Linked DNA regions of Homo sapiens: regions 2 and 3 are each linked to region 1. The links are chromatin contacts, found by Hi-C or POLR2A ChIA-PET in ENCODE. All regions are on one chromosome and are shown on one strand. Each heading gives the region's core, a stretch centred on a gene start or an enhancer-like site at or near the end of the contact. The rest is flanking DNA. Distances are from core to core; before and after follow the strand shown.

Region 1 (3,480 bases), core at 405-2,904:
GGTAGGAGGTCACAGTGCATTCTTAACAATTTTACCTGCAGTCATTCCTACCCACTTCATTTCCCTTTCACTGATTATTTTTCTTCTCCCAAAGGAAGCAGTGGTAAAAAGAGCAATTTGAGCAGCTTTATTTTTTTGGGTGGGTGGGGGGGTGCATTCTGCTTTTATTTTGATAGTCTAATAATACAGAAATCCTGTATCTTTGGTGGTTTTATCATGGAAGAAATTAGATCTCTTTTTCAAGATATTTTGGTGCGAGAAGAACAAATAAGGCAAGATATTTGGACATCTTTCTCAATAGTAGGCCTAATGAGGGACTAAACCACCTTTCTTTTCTGGATTCTTCAGCAGAGAGAGTGATTCTTCAACTGTTCTAAACAGGGAAAAACTAGCATCAGGATGAAGGTCTAGATTTCAGCTGTCCAGCGCTCACTACCCCACCCCTGCTATCAGTGCTAACCCCTCTGACCCTACAGAATTGAGCTCAAGTGCCACGCTCCATGGGAGGCCCCAGGACAGGGACTGACTAGAGCTCTGCCTTCTGTGCTCCCACTGCCACCTGAGCCTCCTTTAGCTGTCCCTGTGGTTACATTCCAAACGCTGGTGCACCTGACCATCATCACCTCCAAACACTAAGAGACCAGGTCTTTCTTGACTTGTATTCCAGTAACTTATATGGTGCTTTTTTTTTTTTTTTCTTTCTGAGACGGAGTCTCACCCTGTCGCCCAGGCTGGAGTGCAGTGGCACAATCTCGGCTCACTGCAAGCTCCACCTCCCGGGTTCACGCCATTCTCCTGCCTCAGCCTCCCAAGTAGCTGGCACTACAGGTGCCCGCCACCATGCCCGGCTAATTTTTTGTTTTTTAGTTGAGACGGGGTTTCACTGTGTTAGCCAGGATGGTCTCCATCTCCTGACCTTGTGATCCACCCGCCTCGGCCTCCCAAAGTGCTGGGATTACAGGCGTGAGCCACCGCGCCCAGCCACGGTGCTTTCTATATATCAGGTGGTCCATAACTGCTTGATAAAATAATGAGGTTTGAAAGTTACATAACAAAGATTTTTGTATTATCTTTGTGTTAGAGAAATACGGGTTGGCTTCATAACTATTTGAAGAACTCTACTCAGAGTTTTGCATAGCAGATGAATGTCAACCCAAGAAAGGTCTCTAATTAGTATTTCACATATATCAGTATTTTTGTCTATTATTTATAGATAGAATCATATATAATGTGCAAAAACCACAAAACAGGTAAGTGTAACTATATTCAAAATGATTGTGAAAGATGCTACTAATGTAGTAATGTTTAATCTTGAGAAAAAATAAGACTAGAGTGTAGATGTGATCAAGATCTGAGTGGCTATTGGGCGGAAGAAGAAGCTGACTTGTTCTGTGTTTCACCAAAGGGAAGAATTACAACTGCTAGACAGAAATGCATTTATACTGAAATGCTTCAATATAAGGAAGACTTTCCTAAAATTAGCCCTATAAAGCAATGAGTTTGTATGAAGTGGCTGGGTTTCTTTTCATCTTTTCACCACAAGTATTTAGGAAGAAGTTGACAGGATTCCTGAATTAGGTGGGAGCTGGGACTAGGCAGTGCCTAATTTCTCTACTGGCCCCAACCACTCAGACTCTGAGGTCACTGAGGACAGAGAACATGTCTTACTCAATACTGTATTCTTAGCACTAGCTTGGCGGAAGTTCATGTAAAAACGATGGAGGATTTTTAGCACAGAAAATTTATGTACGAAAATAAACATTAAGAATTTGATTTATCATAATTCCATGTCCCCTCTCTCAAGTTAAAGTCAATTTCAATATATATTATTAAACCACATTTTTCTATTGAAGATTTTTGTCCTTATTTCTTGATTCTGAATGTAAATTTATCTTAAAGTATGAGTTTTCTATCTAAAATTTATATTTATATACTCAAATACTTTATATTATTTATGAAATTACTGTGTTAAAAATTATAAAACTTTATAATCTGTATCCATTCGTGCTTATTTTTCTCCTCTTCTTTTTGAATTTTTAAAATCTGCAAACAGTTTGACTGTTAGGCATTTCCTATTTTTAGCCTGTGCTAACCTACTTATCTAATACTATAAGACAATGTATTTGTATTCCATTTTTCCATAGCCTAAATCTCCTTATTCAGTGGCCACACTTCATCAGCACATTTGTTGGTTTCCACATCACTGATTCAGCACTTTAGATGGCTGAGGCAGGAGCACCATCTAGTGGTGAAGCATGTAGCTGCTGACTCTACACTAATTATTGTTTTTCTAACTGCTCTCTTCTAGGTAAATAAAATTCATCATCATTTAAAATATCAAATAAAATTTTACAATAAATCATAATTAGAATAACTATTTTCTGCTAGTGAAATAAATGAAATCTGACCATTTTTCACCAAGGGATCTTTAGTCAACTTGATATATAAGTTAAATTGTAAGTCAGTTTCCTTTCTTCTTGGTATCTATTGAATTAGAAATCTCTAATTCACAAGTATAGGTCACCAGGAATGGAAATGTTTGATGGCTCTGTCATATAGTTTTTGAAAAATGAATTAAATACAGACATAGAAGTTACAAATAATTTTTACTATGTATGTGTACAGAAGAACAAACTCCAATGCTGGAAGCCTGGCTCTCACTTGGCAGGAGTGGTGAACAGATTTCTAATTCACTCTTTGGTTAACATGGCTCAGAAAAGTATTTCCTTATGGTCTTCTGTAGAGTTAGGACTTTAAAAAATATATCTAACAAAAATTTTTTTTTCTCTCTTAAGAGGAAAAGTTTTCAAGGGGGAAGAGTTGGTAAGCTCTTAGTGTGAGCAGTCTCCACTATAGCTTAGTCATCTTAGGAAAATCAGTACCTTGCCCTCCACAAGGAAAATCCTGGCATTTCAGCCTACAGTGGTGGATTCTGGCCAATCAAGATACTGAATATATCACTAAGACACACCATTGGAGCAAGCCACAGAAATATCTCTACTGCCAGCACCAGTGTCATAAAGAAGTATTTTAAATCTCATCGCTTATTTTAAAAACTCAAGTTAGCACTTCTTTCCTCAAAAGTTGGCATATGTTGGTTTGGATAAGCAAAACCTTTTATTCACTGGCAATTTTTGCACAGCATGCAAAACTGCACTCAACGGCTATGATTTGCTGGTATTTCTAATCTTCATTTTCATTCAATATCAAAGGCTTATTTCTCAACTTCTAAATCTTTTTGGAAATAAGAATACAGACTGACTTTAGGTTCAATCTCTTTTTTTGGGTAATGATGTCCTTCTTTGCTGTACAAATAGCTGATGGTCTGTCTTTCCAGTCTAAAAACAGCTGACAAAATAATTAACTAAACAAACAGCCTTTCCTGTAACATAGATTTTCAATGATACATAGAAAATAAAAGTTTTCTAACTTTCCTTCATCATATATGTACCTCACATAAGCTAATACTTGGATCACACT
Region 2 (3,480 bases), core at 981-3,480, 470 kb before region 1:
CAAGGCATTCTAAAAAATTTATAAGTATCAAAAATGTATCTTTATTCATAATTTGTGAGGGTTTTTTTTTTCCTTTTTGCACATACTGTTTAGACAGATCCCATGCATCCCAAGATATTTACGATTAAGCTTGAAAGGTATCAAAGTGTCTCTTTCTTTACCTCTTCCCCAGACCCCCTCCTCAAATCTTGAAAAAGACTCTTAAATGTAGTCACTGCATTACTAGGTAACTGTTAAGTTCTACATTTCTGGTATACTGATATTTGTTTAGTGAATCCTTCTCAGTTTTAGTAGACTCAACATTTCTTCTCCTATCCTGACTCAGATTTTTTCTACCAATCCATCCATATTTATGTCTAGTCTTGATTTACAGTTTGCTGTTTATCAGGCTAGGTTATATAAAAATGAAACTAAAAATGGCCAGGCACGGTGGCTCACGCCTGTAATCCCAGCAGTTTGGGAGGCCGAGGTGGGTGGATCATGAGGTCAGGAGTTCGAGACCAGCCTGGCCAACATGATGAAACCCTGTCTCTACTAAAAATACAAAACTTATTGTGTTTTTAGTAGAGAATAATTACACGTGGTGACGTGTGCCTGTAATCCCAGCTACTCAGGAGACTGAGGCAGGAGAATCACTTGAACCCGGGAGGCGGAGGTTGCAGTGAGCTGAGATCGCGCCATTGCACTCCATCTTGGACAACAGAGCAAGACACAATCTCAAAAAAAAAGAAATAAAAAAATAAAAAGTTAGATGACAATAAAAATGATCCTGTCATATGCTTGGATTATCTCTAGTACATAACTAGATTACATTTTATTTATTAAGGCGCTATAATCCACTCTGTAAAAGAAGAGCTTTAAAATGATTTATACATGGAGCAATTACTTAGAAAGCATCTGCTATTTGGAAGGATCTTTTGCTAAGTGTGTTAGACAATGTTAGTGTATTTCAATCACACTTAGACTTCAGTAATTTGAGGTAAGCAAGAATGGTGTGTCATAAAAGCTATAAACTTTTTTTTTTTTTGAGTCTTGCTCTGTCATCCAGGCTGGAGTACAGTGGTGCAATCTCAACTTACTGCAACCTCAGTCTCCCAGGTTCCAGAGATTCTTGTGCCTCAGCCTCCTGAGTAGCTGAGATTACAGGCATGTGCCACCCACACCCGGCTGTTTTTTTGTATTTTTAGTAGAGATGATGTCTCGCCGTGTTGCCCAGGCTGGTCTCAAACTCTTGATCTTAAGCAGTCTGCCCACCTCAACCTCCCAAAGTGCTGGTATTATAGGTGTAAGCCACCACACATGGCCAAAAGCTATTATTAATATAAACTTAAAAGAGCCTTGTGTTATATTTGGATAAATTGTTTTGCTGCTGAGTAAAGTTCTGTCTACTTTCAGTCTTCTGTGTACTTGTGTACCTAGTTGGAGGGATGTATAGAAGGCTTGGAGTTTATGCCCTGGCTGACATCATAGAATAGAGGAGGAGAATTGAAAATGACTGAGGAGGGACAGGGTTGAGACATTTCTCTAAACTGTGTGGTTCATATATATGAGGATAAGAAAGTTTGCTGGGTCCTTCTTGACTTTTCTGACAATTTACCTCATCATTGTCTTAACTTACCCCTATGATAGGTACTAGGCATTTTGAACAGGGTGTTTAGTGCTGTTGGACCTGATATGTCTACTCTGGAGGTGGATGCTATAGGTCTAGGTGATGGGAAAACCTCTGGAATTACTTTCCCTGGTTTTGGGATAAAAGAGGTAGCTCGTCTCTTGAAACAGTATTTGAATCTGTGCATACGTAGGAATCTGACTTCCTGTAGAACTCAACTTAGGAACTGGAGCTTTTAGCTTGCTTCCAAAATGGGCACGATAATGTATCAGAAAAAAAAATGAATGCCCAAAGTAGGAGAGTCTAATACTGAGTATCTTTTATGTTACAGGTGCAATGCCAAATACTTTACATTTGTTATCTCATTTAATTCTCTTATCATCCTTATTTGTTTGAATGTTTCCCATGTGCTAAGTAATGTTCCAGGCAGTAGCAGTTAGAACATTGAAGAAAGGCTCTCTGCTCTGCAGTGATATTATCACCACTTAAAAGATTAGAAATCCTAGTTTCATAGAGACTAAGTGACTTTTCTAGTGTCCCATATCCGGTAACTGATGGAGCTGAGAAACCCTACTATGTCTTACTCTAAAGACATTGAGCCACTCTAGGATGACTTATTTCCTGAGGCTTCTAACGTATGTTGTAATCACTGCAACTACAATTACAGTCTGTTTTTATTGTTGTCTATATAGATATTTATACAAGAGCGTGTTTTCCAGCCTTATATTCCGTCTTTTGTGCCCTGTGATAGCAGATAACAAAAACACAGTATTTCTGGCAAACTTGTGTTAAGGATTCTTATTCTTGCCTTCTACTGAGTGCATATTGATAAGGACTATACAAATGCCTGATAGTGTTTAAGAGCAGTGTCTTTCAGTTTAGTTTTTTACATTTTATTTTTTATTTGAAATGTATTTATTCATAATTTTGTTTGGGTAATATATTCATGTAGTTCAAATTTTTAAAGTGCAAAAAGTATGAATATAGCCTCCCTTATTTTTCTAAACCTCAACTGCCCATTTCTCTTTCTTGGAGGCAACCAGTTTTACTAGAGTATCTTTCTAGAAATATTTTAATGTATGTTCAATCAAATATATTTCAGTATCCATTCTTTTTTGTGTTTGAATATATCCTATAGATCTTTCCATAGATAGCTTATTTTTTGATAGCTCCATCTATAGTTTTGATAGATTCCATTGACTTTGAGAGTCAATAAAGAGTAGTGGTTAATCATAGTAGCCAGTCTGCCTGCATGTAAACCATGGGTCTGATACCGGGAAACTTTTTTTGCAAGTTGCTAAACCTCTAGATGCCTCTTGTCTCAGAAATAATAGTACATTCTTCATAAGGCTGTTGTAAAGATTAAATGTATAAGCATCAAGTGCCTGGGAGATAGTAAGCACCCAAATGTTAGCTGCCACCACCATCGTCATTAATATCACCTTTTTATTTATTTCATCTGATCTTTATGAGCATATAGGCTTTCTTTCCTTTTTTTTTTTTTTTTATTACAAACAGTGCTTCAGGGATAACCTTTTACATTCATTACTTTGCACATGTGTTAGTCAGTGGATGTTTTGCTACAGGTACAATCTGTGGATCAAAGAGTATGTAAATTTGTAGTTTTGGCAGACATTTACCAAACTGCATACCATAGAGATTGTACCAAATTATATACTTTTATCAGCAATTTAACGTAATTTAAACTATCTAGAACTTTATGGTAGATTTCTGATGTTATGTCTAATTATGGAATTATTTATAGTTAAAAACGGCAATTTCAAAATTCTTCCTTTTCCTTCTTAGGAGTACTGTCCTGTCAGAAGGGCCTGATCAAACAACATTTTATGTTTTAATATAAAATATATGTT
Region 3 (3,480 bases), core at 545-3,044, 270 kb before region 1:
TCTGAGACTTGAGAGGAAAAGCAACAGGATTCATACTATGTATTGGGATTAAAATTCTTCAGAAGGAAAACCAAAGCAGTAATACTTTTTAAGAAGCCTTATCATATTAGAATAATTTAGAATTTTTATAGGTAGAAACTTGGCCGGGCATAGTAGCTTATGCCTTTAATTTCTGCACTTTGGGAGATGGGTGGATCGCTTGAGCTCAGGAGTTTGAGATCAGCCTAGGCAACATAGCAAAACCCCATCTCAAAAAAAAAAAAAAAAAAAAAAACAACTAGGTAATATTTTATCAGGACAGTTTGTAAATAATGCTTTAATCTGCTCAAATCTTTATAAACCATCTTAGCTGGTGGCTTACACCTGTAATCCCAGCATTCTGGGAGGCTGAGGTGGGCTGCTCACTTGAGGTCAGGAGTTCCATTTCAGCCTGGCCAACATGGTGAAACCCATCTCTACTAAAAATACAAAAATTAGCTGGACATGATGGCAGATGCCTGTAATCCCAGCTACTTGGGAGGCTGAGGCAGGAGAATCACTTGAACTTAGGAGGCGGAGGTTGAAGTGAGCCAAGATCGTGCCACTGTACTACAGCCTGCGACAGAGTGAGACGCTGTCTCAAAAAATATATATATATTTATAAACCATTTTCATAAGTTCTGAAAGAAAAACAGTTCGTAGCCCCTGGAAAACTTAAGTTTTACAGAGATAATTTATATACATGACAAATTACGTAACCTGCTAATGCAGTATAGTGTATAATTAAGTCCTAAGTGAGTATGAATGACTGTATTTCCTCTAGAAATTAAAAGAGAAGCCTGGGCGTGGTGGCTCATGCCTATAATCTCAGCACTTTGAGAGGCCGAGGTGGGCGGATCACCTGAGGTCAGGAGTTCGAGACCAGACTGGCCAACATAATGATACCCCGTCTCTCCTAAAAATATAAAAATGAGCTGGGCGTGGTGGCGGGCACCTGTAATCCCAGCTACTCGAGACACTGAGTCAGGAGAATCGCTTGAACCTGGGAGGCGGAGGTTGCAGTGAGCCGAGATCACGCCACTGCACTCCAGCCCGGGCGACAGAGTGAGACTCCGTCTTGAAAAAAAAGTTTAAACAAAGAATGGTAAGTGGGGGGTTGGGTAGGGGTAATCAGGGAAGGCTTCCCTGAAGTACAGAGGCATGAAAATGGTGAACCTTTCAACCCATCTCCACATGTATAACCTGGCAAGAAGTTACTGACCAGTGTCTAGTTGTGCAAGGGGATTTGCTTATTTCTCCACAAAAGCCAGTCAGACTTTAATTGCTACTGCCTGGGACCCCTACGAGGCCCAGGAAATAGGCCCTTTATTGCTTGAACAAAGAAAAGAGGAGAGGTCTCTGGCTGGCTGCAATCTTCCCCTTCTAGGATGAATGAATCTTTAGAGATGGAGGGACTTAAAGAGATGATGATGTGATGATAGCTAACATTCAGTGGTTACATACATTACCTCATTTAGTCCCTACAACTTCGTGAGGTTAGGTAATGCATCCCCATTGTATGTATGAGAAAACTCAACTTTGGAAGTTTAATGACTTACACAAAGTCATGTAAGTAAGTGGTGGAACTGAGATTTAAAGTGGGCAGTCTGACTGCAGAGCCACACTCTTCACAAGTCTATGCTATGACTGCTACCAGAGTTCACTCCACCCACGACATTGTGTGACCTTAACTGGAATTTTACAGATGAGAGTCTGGATAACACATGGCTAAACAGGACTGACACCATGATTCAGACTCCTGGCCCCCTGCCAGCACCACAACTCACATCCACTGTACTGCGGGAGAACAGTCGGCCCATGGGAGACCAGATTCAAGAACCTGAGTCTGAACATGGTTCTGAACCAGACTTTTTACACAAGTAAGTAGCAAAAATTTGTCTTTTTCACAAAAAGCCTTTAAAGAAAGTAAAACTATTTAAGAAAAACTTTATTTGTTCATCAGAACATATTGCTGGTCAGTTCATGATAAGCCACAAACGGAGGGTAAACACTTCATGTGAGAAGAGCTATAAAAAGTCTGTAAACATTGTTGAAGATACCAGTTCCTGGAAGTTTACAGACCTTTAAATGTACGGTGTCTCACCAGGTGCTAATTTCAGTTGGCATGTGCATTTTCATTGGGCAGGTCTGTTTCTTCTCAGGGACTTACCAAGAAATGCAGGTTACTTCCTAGGCAAGAAAACCTGTAAGAGCCTATATTAAGTTGTCAGTAGTCTGGACACCAAATAAATAGACTGTATTTAGCTTTATCATCCATTTAATTAATATTTTGTCTTGTTACATTTTAAACTCAAACTTCTCATGGATTAAGAATTTTTAAGATCTTACTTGATAAATTCTGAGAATAGTTGCCCTCAAAGAGAAAATCAAGGTCTTACCTTTCCTCCATGCTAGTAATTAAAATGTTTTCTAGTACACAGACCTCTGAAAATTGTAGAGAAGGCAGAGGGTGATGGCGTGTTTTGCTTATAAAAATCTTATTGTTGTTTTCCATCCAACTTTGAAATTCTTTGAGCTCCTCACTTGTGTTTCTGTGTATAGTTGGGTAATGCTGTGAATTACTCTGATGGATAAGAGGGAGAACTCTCATTTGAACTCAACAAATTTAGTTAGGTTGAAAATAGAGACAGTGTTAGAAGTATCAAATCCTGGGTTTTCATGATCCCTTTGCTCTAAGGGATCAGCCTTCAAACCCAAGAGGATACTCACTGTCACCCATGGTATAACTGGGCATTCTTGTGCTGCCAAGTATCCTAGAAGGTGGTTTGCCTTATGGCAAGCATCCGAAGATGGGTGACCTAACCAATATCCCCACCCCTCTTCCTACAGGGTGGGTTTCTCCTTGTTTTAGCAGCCTGCCTTGCCCCTCTGACCCTACCATTTGTCATTCCCTGTGGCCATGGTCTGCCTTCTTTTCCCTGCTCCAGGTTTATAGGTTTAATCAAGGTGGTGGCCCCACATGATATAAAGACAGCTACTTAGAGACAACTTCATGTGACAGTTTGTATTGGCTAAAAAACCACTAAAGTTTACATCCTATAAATGTATGGGTATGGTGGCACACGCCTGTGATCCCAACTATTCAGGAGGCTAAGGAATGAGAATTGCTTGAACTCGGGAGGCAGAGGTTGCAGTGAGCCAAAATCGCGCCACTGCACTCCAGCCTGGGTGACACAGACTCTGTCTCAACACCACCACCACAAAATTAGCCAGGTGTGGTGGCGCATGCCTGTGATCCCAGCTACTCGGAAGGCTGAGGTGAGAGCAGCACTGGAGCCTGGGAGGCAGAGGTTGTAGTGAGCTGAGATCATGCCACTGCACTCCAGCCTGGGTGACAAGAGTGAGAACCTGTCTTAAAAAAAAAAAATTCCTGGCTGGGCGCGGTGGCTCATGCCTGTAATCCCAGCACTTTGGGAGGCCGAGGCAAGTGGATCACAAGGT

What was found. Hi-C counts contacts between places; a loop is a spot of excess contacts on that map. ChIA-PET counts read pairs that join two places held with the same protein, here RNA polymerase II (POLR2A). Pooled maps may share reads with other maps.
Region 2: a loop to region 1 is called in a map of MCF 10A, with 12 times the contacts of the local background. The contact joins two enhancer-like sites. A Hi-C loop is called at or near these places in 20 of 168 maps with a recorded cell type or tissue (A673, CD8-positive, alpha-beta T cell, Caco-2 and 16 more), 15 of 37 single-sample maps with no recorded cell type and 26 of 50 pooled maps.
Region 3: a loop to region 1 is called in a map of B cell, with 6 times the contacts of the local background. The contact joins two enhancer-like sites. A Hi-C loop is called at or near these places in 13 of 168 maps with a recorded cell type or tissue (A673, B cell, CD8-positive, alpha-beta T cell and 10 more), 9 of 37 single-sample maps with no recorded cell type and 13 of 50 pooled maps. POLR2A ChIA-PET finds 5 or more read pairs at or near these places in 1 of 52 experiments (WTC11).

What each region holds. Positions count from the first base shown.
Region 1 is chr3:136,074,170-136,077,649 of GRCh38, reverse strand. The region is part of intron 6 of PPP2R3A (protein phosphatase 2 regulatory subunit B''alpha); the gene reads right to left. Among named protein-coding and RNA genes, the nearest start is that of PPP2R3A, 110 kb to the right of the region's middle. Within about 2 kb of position 1,654, at least 4 of the 41 ENCODE cell types and tissues checked have a DNase peak (open chromatin) inside an H3K27ac peak, as active enhancers do.
Region 2 is chr3:136,542,306-136,545,785 of GRCh38, reverse strand. The region is part of intron 5 of STAG1 (STAG1 cohesin complex component); the gene reads left to right. Among named protein-coding and RNA genes, the nearest start is that of STAG1, 210 kb to the left of the region's middle. Within about 2 kb of position 2,230, at least 3 of the 41 ENCODE cell types and tissues checked have a DNase peak (open chromatin) inside an H3K27ac peak, as active enhancers do.
Region 3 is chr3:136,342,250-136,345,729 of GRCh38, reverse strand. STAG1 (STAG1 cohesin complex component) reads left to right here. Exons shown (of 34, transcript NM_005862.3): 30 at 1,724-1,898. Among named protein-coding and RNA genes, the nearest start is that of PCCB, 94 kb to the right of the region's middle. Within about 2 kb of position 1,794, at least 11 of the 41 ENCODE cell types and tissues checked have a DNase peak (open chromatin) inside an H3K27ac peak, as active enhancers do.